Linked DNA regions of Homo sapiens: region 2 is linked to region 1. A link is an interaction called in ENCODE POLR2A ChIA-PET data of the cell type or tissue named here. Cell type or tissue: B cell. All regions are shown on one strand. Each heading gives the region's core, and the rest is flanking DNA. Links, peaks and the distances in the headings are about the cores only.

Region 1 (5,355 bases), core at 123-5,122:
CCCCAAACCCTAGCATGGGATACAGGGCTGTGGAGGGTGGCCTTGGGTGTGCATGGCTCACCCAGCCTCATGCATACGTGTAAGGACAGTATGGGCTTGTGTGGGGCCTGGTGTGCCCTCCCACCCTGCTGCTTCCGGGCACGCTAGGGTGCCAGGAGAGGTGAGCGTGGGCCGCCCACAGGAGGCATGTGGCTGCTATTTTTAGTGTAGGTTTCCACACTTGCAGGCCCTCCCAAAACAGCCCTACCCACCAGGCTGGGGAGCGGGCTGCCAGTGGTGCAGGGCTCACCCCAGCAGATACTGCAGGGCTGTGTCCTCCAGCTCCCACCTCTGCGTGGCCTTTTGGGATGTCAGCTCCTCCCCGCGCGTGCAGCTGGGTGTACAGAAAGGGGCTCTGTGCCTGGGCACGCCACTTCATATACTTGGGCCTTTGCTTCACGCGCAAGTGGAATATTCCAAATGGACCTGGGCAGGAATCCCAGCCAACACGAACCTGGACCTTGAGCTAAGGCCAACCGGCGGTGAGCCTGGCCTCTGCAGAGCCATACAGAAACACTACAGACCCCAACAACAGGCCCAGTAACATTGGAGGGAGGAGGGGCACGAGGAGGACGCCTAAGGGTGCAGGGCCTCAGCTCCCACAGAAGGGGCACAGCAGAGAACAAGGAAAAGGAGCTTAGAAAACTGGTCTACTCCGGGAAGACAGCCCGGCCACTACTCAAACAGTTAAACCCAGAGTCACTGCAGGATCCCGCAATTCCAGTCCTCAGTATAGATCCAAGAGAACTGAAGACAGTGTCCACACAAACCCTGCAACACACATGTCCATGCAGCTCTGTTCATAACAGCCAAAAGGTGGAAACAGGCCAAATGCCCATCAACAGACAAGTGGCTGAACAGAATGTGCTCCATCCATACAGCAGAATGTGCTTCAGCCAGATGTGCTCCATCCATACAGCAGAATGCTATTCAGCCATGGAAAGGAATGAGGCACTCATCCATGCTACGACGTGGAAGAAGCCTGAAGACACGATGCTGAGTGAGAGAGGCCAGACACAAAACGCCACATAGTGTGAGATTCCATTGATCTGAAATGTCCAGAACAGGCAAATCCATAGAGACAGGAAGCAGACTGCTGGCTGCCAGGGGCTGGGGAGGGGAACGGGGAGTAACTGCTGATGGGGATAGGGGGTGGGGTCTTTTTTTTTTTTTTTGAGACAGTCTTGCTCCGTCACCCAGCCTGGAGTGCAGTGGCACGATCTCGGCTCACTGTAGCCTCTACCTCCCGGGTTCAAGCCATTCTCCTGCCTCAGCCTCCCAGGTAGCTGGGATTACAGCCGTATGCCACCATGCCCAGCTAATTTTTGTATTTTTAGTAGAGACAGAGTTTTGCCATGTTGGCCAGGCTGGTCTCAAACTCCTGACCTCGAGCGATCTGCCCGCCTTGGCCTCCCAAAGCGTTGGGATTATAGGAATGGGCAACTGCACCCGGCTAAGGGGATTCTCTTTTTGGGAGGATGAAATGTTCTGGAGCCAGGCAGAGGTGTTCACTGTACAATATTGAGAAGGTACTAAATGCCACTAAATTGCACACTTTAACATGGCTAATTAGGGCTGGGTATGGTGGCTCATGCCTATAATCCCAGCACTTTGGGAGGCCACGGCAGGCGGATTACCTGAGGTCAGGAGTTCTAGACCAGCCTGGCCAACATGGTGAAACCCTATCTCTACTAAAAATACAAAAAAATTAGCTGGGTGTGGTGGTGGGCGCCTGTAATCTCACTACCAGGAAGGCTGAGGTGGGAGAATCACTTAAACCCGGGAGGTGGAGGCTACAGTGAACCAACATCATGCCACTGAACTCCAGCCTGGGCAACGGAGTGAGCTCCTGTCTCAAAAACAAACAAACAAACAAACGTCTAACTGGGCCAGGCACAGTGGCTCATGCTTCTAATTCCAGCACTTTGGGAGGCTGAGGCAGGAGGACGGCTTGAGCCCAGGAAGGAGTTTCAGACCAGCCTGGGCAATATAGTGAGACCCATCTCCACAAAAAAATTTTAAAAATTAGCTGGCCATGGTGGCACACGCCTGTAATCCCAGCTACTTGGGAGGCTGAGGTGATAGGATCACTTGAGCCTGGATGTTGAGGCTGCTGGGATAGAACTACTGCACTCCAGCCTGGGCAACAGAGCAAGACCCTGTCTCAAAAAATTAAATAAAGGCTAATTTTTATGTTATATGTGTTTTATCTCAGTGAAAAAAGTATAAAGGAGAAATAAAAAGTATACCCAAGGTTCTGGCAGTGTGGGGGTGGGTGGAGGGGCCCAAAGTAGACCACCCTAGTGCCATCTAACCAGGAAGCCACCACGGTCCCACATGTGTATAAGGAAGAGGACGTCAGCTGCTGATCCAAGACCCTTGGCATCAAGCTTCTTGGCTATCACACACCCCCTCCCAACGCAGCCGGGAATGGGCGGAACTGCCCGGCACCCACCCCAGGACCAGCACGGCCGCCCCACCCACTACAGCCCAGAGGCCCTCAGGCCCACGTCAGAGCCTGTAACCTGGCAGGCAGGAGCAGGAGCGTGGCCGGCCGCAGCTGTGGCCTTCCTGAGGTCTGAGAAGCATTTTTTTAAAAATGCAAACTGGTGGCCAACTTTTACTTTTTTTTTCTTTTAAGTTAACTTAAACATCAGAATTGCTTGGCTTCTCCTGAAACGCTGGAAGTGCCGACAACTCAGGGCCCGGATTCCTGGCAGGCGATGGATGCATCCCCAGCTCCCGCCCGGCCCAGGCACAGAGGCGCAGGATCGGTGCCCTCATGCTCCCCTTCAAAGCGGCCCCGGGGCCGCCAAGGCCAACGCGTCCCACTGCCCCTCACTCTGGGTCAGCAGCTGTGTGGGCTGAGCTGACCCAAGGCCTGGAGGGAAGGATGGCTCCCCGACTCCCAAACAAGAAGTCCTCCCAGGCCCCTCCCCGAGAAGCAGGCCACCTGGGACGGGAAGGTTCAGTGCTAGGATGCCGCATGTGGCCAAGCAAAGCTGGGAATGCGGGTCTCACCCTGAGCCAAAACCCCAAGGAAATTTACTGCAGCTCATCCAGCAGTTAACTGTTAGCAGCCCTGGCCACAGCAGACTCCCCATCAGCTGGAGGCCTACAAAGCCCTGGGGAGGGGGCACTGTGGGGTGGGACAGGGTGAAGAAAGAGGGGTGACTGGCCAAGCCTGGGCATGGGCTTCCTAAACAGTCAAGGGTGAGGCCGGGCGCGGTGGTTCACACCTGTAATCCCAGCACTTTGGGAGGCCAAGGCTGTGGATCGCTTGAGGTCAGGAGTTCGAGACCAGCCTGGGCAACATGGCAAAACCCAAACCCCATCTCTACTAAAATACAAAAATTAGCCGGGCACAGTGGCGGGTGCCTGTAATCCCAGCTACTGGGGAGGCTGAGGCAGGAGAATCACTTGAACCCAGGAGGCGGAGGTTGCAGTGAGCCGAGATCAAGCCATTGCACTCCAGCTTGGGTGAAAGAGTGAGACTCTGTCTCAAAAAATAAATAAATAATAAATAAAAAATAAATGTAAAAAATAAACAGTCAAGGGTGCCTGAGAGTGTGACCCTCGCTACCCTCTGACCCAAAGCCCCCATGGGAGGGAACAGCTCAACACAGCCAGGAGCCCGGCCGGCCGCCGACTCACACTGGCTCCTGGCTCCCACCCCCTCCAGCAGCCCCAGAAAACCCTGCATGTCCAGCTCACCCAGAGGGATGGTCCCTTTCAAGAAGGATCTGCTGGCCAGACACTGCCCCCAGGCAGTAGGACGGGAGGCCAGGGAGGGACGTCGAGGAACGGGGAGTCCACAGCAGGGGAAGCCACAAGTCCTTGCTGGCCCAGGACAAGCTGTGCTGGCTCAGATGGGCATGGGCCGGGCAGCTGGGTGGGTAGATGGAGGAAGGAAGTGGGAGACTTCCGAGTGAGTGGGGCTGTGCAGAAAACAAGCTGGAAATGGGGTGGGGGGAAGGTGGCCAAGGAGGTGACGCTGGAGCTGGGAAGAGCACTCCAGGCAGGAGGCCCCGTGAGCACAAAGGCCCTGGGGTCACAGAGTGACCATGACAGTGGCTCGCCAAGGAAGCCAGGGTGGGCAAAGAAGTGTGGGGGGGCGGGTGCTGGGCTCAGAGCCTCAAGAGAGCTGAGCTTTGTGGGACCCCATCCTGGGTGGGACGAGAAGCCGCTGGAAGGATTTAACCAGGAGTGACCTGAGCTGTCCTCCCTGTGGCAAAGTCACCGCTGCTGGAGGAGGCAGGACTGATGGGCCAGGGCAGGGCAGGCAACATGGGAGCAGCAGCCCATCCACGGCAGGGAACGCCAGGCAGCTGTCCCCGGCCTCAGCCCTCGGAGCCCTCAGGTCCTAACTTTAGGGCTCCTGATCCTGGCTGCGTTCCAGGCTGGGGTCCCAGCATGAGGAAGCCCGCCCAGGGCAGACGGGACCCATCTCCCCCAGGTGGAGTCCTAGGTGCACTGCCGGCTTCCCAGAGGACCTCAGCAGGGGTGTCCGCAGGTACAGAGGCTCATCCCAACTCCCATCCATGGCCTTGCTCAGACACAGCCCCCAGCCACCCTCAGATGCCCTCTCTGCTCCCTCTCAGCCCCATGCAGATACTGCCCTTCTTAACCTGCCCGCTCCCTCCTTCCTGTCTAGGCCCCATTTTGGGCCTGGAGGCTTCTCCCTCTGAAGCTGTCCTGGCTCCTGCCACCTGGCCTGTCCCCTGCACCAGGAGCCACACCCCCCTGCTGCAGCCCTTCTCCCACTGCCTGAGGGTTACGTGTGGGGGCAAGGTGGGCATAAAAAGGCACCATGAGGGGACATCAGGACAGAGGATGAGGGGCCAGGTGAGGGGAAAGGTGGTCCCTGTGTGAGGGAGGCTGCGGGCACCAGGCTGGGAGGCCCTGTCCCCTTGGCTACCACCTCCTCATGTGCACCCTGCCAACACCAAGCCTCTGCAGCTGCTCTGCCCACTGCCAGGTGCACCTGCGACTCTGGGCTCCACAAGGCCCCTCCCATGCCATGCCTGGCACCTGCTGCTCCAGAAACAGCCCTGGGACCCTGCACCTCCGAGCACCATGCGGGCTCAGAGGAGGTACCGGGTGGACATTTACCCACTGCACCCATGAGGCCTTCCCCTCAGCCTTCCTCCCGGGCCTAGAGACAGCACCCCACGGAGGACAGGACAGCAGGGAGCGGCAGGGAGGAGTCACCAGGGTGGCCACACGGCTGCCTGAACTGAGCACAGCTCTGGGCTTGCCACGGCGTGGGCAGGGTGGCTGAGTAGGGGCAGGAAACCAGGGTCCTCCTGCTTCTGG
Region 2 (5,355 bases), core at 217-5,216, 54 kb after region 1:
GCGGGGCCACAGGCCCCCAGGAAGGCGGTGGCCCTGAGCCGGTCCGAGTCTCCAGACGGCCACTCGAGTGACGGTCACCCGCACGTGAGTCATCGGAGCCAATGCGTCAGCAGCCCCGGCCAGGGCCGTCTCAAGAGGCCATTGCTGCCCGCCCTGGCTGCACCCTCTGCCCGAATCTGGCCTCTGAGTGGCCACACGCCCCCGCTACAGGCCTGGCCCGGGCTAGGGGCCATTCTGACACCCGCTTGCCGCTGTATCCCCCCAGCAATGTCATCGGGCACCCTAGCCAGGCCCAGGCCTGTGCTGGACCCAAGGACACGCCCAGGTCTGCCCTGGCAACACCACCCCTGCTCCTCTCAGATGTCCCAGTGCAGGGATGTGCTAGGGCTAACATCCAGGGAGCCTGGGTGGGGTAAACTCCCCCAGGTGGACCACCTGTTATGGGATTCCCGAGATCTCCAAGGGTTGCCCTGGGACCACCTGCTCACTACTGACACACCCTGTGGAGGCTCCTTCCCTCCCCACGCTGTTCTTTCGTGGGGCCCTCGAACCCCCGCCTGAGAGTCTGCTCTGGGGGAACCCAGCCCAAGGCACGATGGCCTCGTGGGGGAGGTCACAAGAAGCTCAGAGTTGCAGAGGTTGCGGCCAGGCACCCTAGGGATGAAGCCTCGTGGGAGGATCAGGAGCAGAGGGAGGTGGGGGCTGCCTAGGGGGACAAGAGTGAGGGGCACGCACCTGTCAGGGCAGGCGCCCCTCCTCCGGCCCCGGGCTGGCCTCATCTCCATGGTCGGCTTCCCAACCCATGAGAAGCGATCCAAAGCCCCAGAACGGTTCTTTTCATTGGAATGTCCAAAAAAGAAAAAAAAAAGGCAAGAACAAGAAAGAATTTCATGGAAACATTTCTTTGGGGTTTTGTAAAATCCTTTCCCACCCCCACGCGGAGCCCAGCGCTCGGGCCAGAACGGAGCCTGCCGGCATTGCCCCTCATAGGCGGTTCTGACGCGCGCAGTCCCTCACTTCCCCTCAAAGAGGAGAGCACTTCCACTTTCAAAGCCAATTTTGGTTTTATTGTCCATGTGGCTCGAAGGAGCACAGCAGCACAGCACAGCTGGTTGGCTCCCACCCCGGCTGATGCGATGCCGCCCCAGGGTCTCAGTGCATGGGTGGGGAAGAGGCTGTACTTCAGGGGACAGCAGGGGATGTCAGGGCCGGCTGAGAAGCCACTGCCCAATCCCTAGCCTCTCTCCCAGCCAGTCCCAGGCTGGCAACTGGACCAAGACCATCCTGAGAGCCTTGTCTGAGATCCAGCAAGAGAGGGAAACAGAGACTCGGAGAGGGAGTGACAGAGACTTGGAGGGGACAGAGACCCAGAGAAGAACCGGGACCCACAGAAAGAAAAACAGGACCCAGAGAGAAGTGGACAGATACCCAGAGAGAGAAAAACAGATTCAGAGATAAAGGGACAGAGACTTAGAGGGTACAGAGACCCAGAGGGGAACAGGGACGCAGAGAAAGGTAGACAGAGACCCAGAGAGAAGGAGACAGAGACCCAGAGAGAAGGAGACAGGCACCCAGAGAGAGGGGGACAGGGGGACAGACAGAGACCCAGAGAGAGGGGACAGAGACCCAGAGAGAGGGAGACAGAGACCCAGGGAGAGAGGGAGACAGAGACCCAGAGAAAGGGAGAGGGAGAGACGGAGGCCCAGCAAGAGGAGAAAAAAACCCAGAGAGAGAGGAAGACAGATACCTAGAGACAGGGAGACAGGGAGACAGAGACCCAGAGAGAGGGAGATGGAGAGAAAGATCCAGAGGGAGAGGGAAAGAGAGACCCAGCAAGAGGGAGAGAAAGAGACACCCAGGGAGAGAGGAAGACAGAGACCTAGAGACAGGGAGACGGAGACCCAGGGAGAGAGGGAGACAGAGACCTAGAGAGACGGAGAGGGAGACAGAGACCCAGGGAGAGAGGGAGACAGAGACCCAGGGAGAGAGGGAGAGGGAGAGACAGAGACCCAGAGACAGGGAGACAGAGACCCAGAGAGACAAGGAGAGAAATACAGGGAGAGAGGAACAGAGAGCCAGTGAAAGGAAGGGAAGCAGAAATGGTGGCAGGGGTGGGGGTGACAGCGACCAGGCAGTGTGGGAGGTGGTGTGGGGCTCGAGTGCCAGAGCTGTGGGGGGCCTGGAATCCCACCACCAACCTCTCAGCCTCACAGCCACCACCCTACTCTCCAACCACACTGACACCTTCTCTCATGACCCTTCCCACCCACTCTGACCTTGCCAAGCAGGCACAGGTCTTCACATGCAGCCTCACAAATCCCCAGCAGCCGGGGAGATCACAGGCTCAGTATCCCTCTCCAAGATGGGAACACCGCGGCCCAGCGTGCCCCTGCTCCCCCGCCACCCCCACCCCTGGCCACCAGCAGCTGCAGTCCTCACTGGCTCTTGGGCACGTGCCTCGAGGGTAAAAGGTGCAAAGAGGCAGGGTCCCACCCATTCCACAAAGGCAGCTCCCCCAGTACTGTTGCCATGGTGACCACAATGTTTCACAGCACTGGGAACTGCTCCCAGCCCACAGGATGGAGTTGCTGGGTTCCGGCACCTCATGCTGGCCCTCAAACGCTCCGGCCCCCACGCTCACGTCAGCAAGCTTTCCCGTGGGACAGCTCAGAGGCCCCTGAGGCCCGGCCGCCCTGCTTCTCCCCCAGACTGCCCAAGGCTACTTCCTGGGGTTATCCCTCCTGATAAGGGGCCGCCCCTTCCAAGGCACCTGCTGTTCTCTGCCTCCCTTGGCTCCCGTGGGAGTGGAGGAAAGATAATGGCTTCTGGATGGACAAGTGGGAGAGCCAGGAGCGGGTGCAGGGCCCCACCGCAGTGTCCCAGCAGGCCAGGACACTCAGCCACTGACAGACCCAGAGACTGGGACAGAGGGACAGAGATGGGGAGACAGAGACCCAGAAACAGAGGGACAGAGACACAGAGATGGCAACAGAGACAAAGAGACAGAGACCCAGAGACAGAGACACAGAGACAGGGAGACAGAGACCCAGATATGGAGGCACAGAGACTCAGAGACCCAGAGACTCAGAGACAGGGAGACACAGACCCAGGGAGAGGGAGACAGAGACCCAGAGACGGAGACAGAGACCCAGAGATGAAGACACAGAGACTCAGAGATAGGGAGACACAGACCCAGAGACAGGGAGACAGAGACTCCAACCACACTGATACCTTCTCTCATGACCCTGTCTCATGACAGAGACAGGGAGACACAGACCCAGAGACAGGGAGACAGAGACCCAGGGACAGGGAGACAGAGATCCAGGGACAGGGAGACAGAGATCCAGAGACAGAGGGACAGAGACCCAGAGACAAGGAGACAGAGACCCAGAGACAAAGGGACAGAGACTCAGAGATAGGGAGACAGAGATCCAGAGACAGAGGGACAGAGACCCAGAGACAGAGGGACAGAGATGCAGAAACAGAGGGACAGAGACTCAGAGACAGAGATGCAAAGACAGAAGGACAGAGACCCAGAGACAGGGAGACAGAGACCCAGGGAGAGAGGGACAGAGACTCAGAGACAGGGAGACAGAGACTGCAGCTCAGGGGCCGCCAGGGTGCAGCTGTCTGTGTCTCCCTCCTGCTTGACATGCTGATTTTCTCCAACATCTTCACGAATCATTTCAAACAGGAACCCGCCACTCCCGCCCTGTGCTGGGAGGGCAGGCGTGCTGGGCAGGCCAGGCAGGGTCAGAGCCACCCTAACCTCGCGGCCTCCCCACCCACCCACCCTCAAGCCTCCTCCAAGAGCCCCGCGCTACTGAGGCAGACAGGGCTCGCCGTGAGTTGCGCCTGTTGGCCCAACTCACACAGCGTCCTGCATGGATGCCCTCTGACCCCTGCGAAGGAGGCCCTGGCCTTCCCCTTCCTCCCAGCCTCCTGATCTGGAGCCATTCCCTGCCTGTCTGTCCTTGGCTTCAGCCTGTCTGTGCCTGCTGGGTGGGGACAGAATGACAGGAGACAGAGCATCTGGGAGTGCCTAGCAGGAGGCCACTGTACCCAGGGCTGGCACCCCCAGACAGCCAAGTGACGGCCAGGGACGCCAAGGCTCAGAGAGGGTGGCGGGCTGCCCAAGTCACACCGGGAGTTCAGGGAGGGCAGGCAGGCAGGTTTCGGAATCGAGGATCAATTGGAAAGGACCACGACCAATGACCCCAAGGACCCAGTGAGGTGGCAGGAGACACTCCCTGCTCTCAGGCTCAGCAGGTTGAGAGGTGAAGCCCACAGAGCTGGGAGCAGAAAGCTGAGGCCCGTCCACCCCCATCCTGCAGGTCCCCCACCAACCCCACCATGAAGCCAGGGCAAGCTGCGTGGCCTCCCCTTTCCTGAGCCTTGCTCAAACCTTCCAGAAAACAGGGGGTTAGAGGTGCAGTGGTTTGCAAGCTGTCATCTCAGGAGCATGGGGGTGTTCTAGATGAGGAAGGAGGCTGGAGGCATGGGTGGGTGGATGATGGATACGTGTGGCCACCCCTCACCTGCTCCTCAGGGGTCACCATAAGCCCAGTGCCCTCAAGGCCGGGCTGTGATGTCCTGCCCTAATCCCAGCCTCTGACCAATGCCACCAGGAGTCCAGGATGTGTGGGGCTCTGACTGCGGCCAATGGACAGGAAGACATTATGCACAGCGCCCCCATCCCGGACTTGCCAAACTCCAGCCACTTCTCAAGGCCAACAAGAGGAAGCCCCACCATCCAAACAAAGGCCCAGAAGACAAGGGGGTGTTCAGACCCCACCTCCCTGACCAGCAGCAAGCTCTCTGCCTCCACAGCACCCCTCCCATCCTGGCTCTCCATGTCCAGATGACAATGCTGGGGCGTCTCCATCAGAACAGTCTTCACGGACCGAGGGAGCACCCAGTCTGTGCAGTCTTGGCTCCTGGCCCACCTTGTGGCAGGCAGTCTCTGATGGGGCACTGCTACCATCCCATCTTACAGATGGGGAAATGAAGGCACAGAGAAGTTCGGCCACTGGCCCAAAGTTATACAGTAAACAGAGGCAGGGGGACACCAGGCTTGGCCAAAGGAGGCCTTCCTCAGCCAACACACGGGTGCTGGTCGACCTCTCCCCGGTCCCAGGTGGGTGGGCCTCTGATCGTGACCATCACACAGATGGGGAGACTGAGGCTCAGAGGGCTGAGACAGCTCGCCAAGGCTCTGCCTGAGCTGGGAGGATGGACATGGAGCTGAACAGCAGGAAGAGCAAGACAGGGGCTTTTCAAGGCCGGCCCCAGGCAAGAATGTGGATTTACCCCACTAGTCCTCCAGCCGCCCTGCAAGAGAGGGAACCCCACTCT

Evidence for each region. Peaks named below come from ENCODE experiments on the same cell type or tissue, not always from the same donor. Only the 100,000 strongest peaks of a DNase experiment are listed, where the experiment ranks them.
Region 2: POLR2A ChIA-PET joins it to region 1 with 5 read pairs; 4 of 35 experiments call an interaction of 5 or more read pairs at or near these places.

What each region holds. Positions count from the first base shown.
Region 1 is chr19:18,708,817-18,714,171 of GRCh38, reverse strand. All of the region lies in intron 1 of CRTC1 (CREB regulated transcription coactivator 1), which reads right to left. Among named protein-coding and RNA genes, the nearest start is that of CRTC1, 28 kb to the right of the region's middle. RefSeq lists an enhancer at 3,368-4,362. In B cell, for the core only: no CTCF peak of the experiment used is centred there; no DNase peak of the experiment used is centred there.
Region 2 is chr19:18,655,165-18,660,519 of GRCh38, reverse strand. All of the region lies in intron 1 of KLHL26 (kelch like family member 26), which reads right to left. Among named protein-coding and RNA genes, the nearest start is that of KLHL26, 21 kb to the right of the region's middle. RefSeq lists enhancers at 2,158-2,688, 2,689-3,220. In B cell, for the core only: no CTCF peak of the experiment used is centred there; DNase peaks (open chromatin) are centred at 1,039 and 2,619; H3K4me3 peaks cover 772 bases.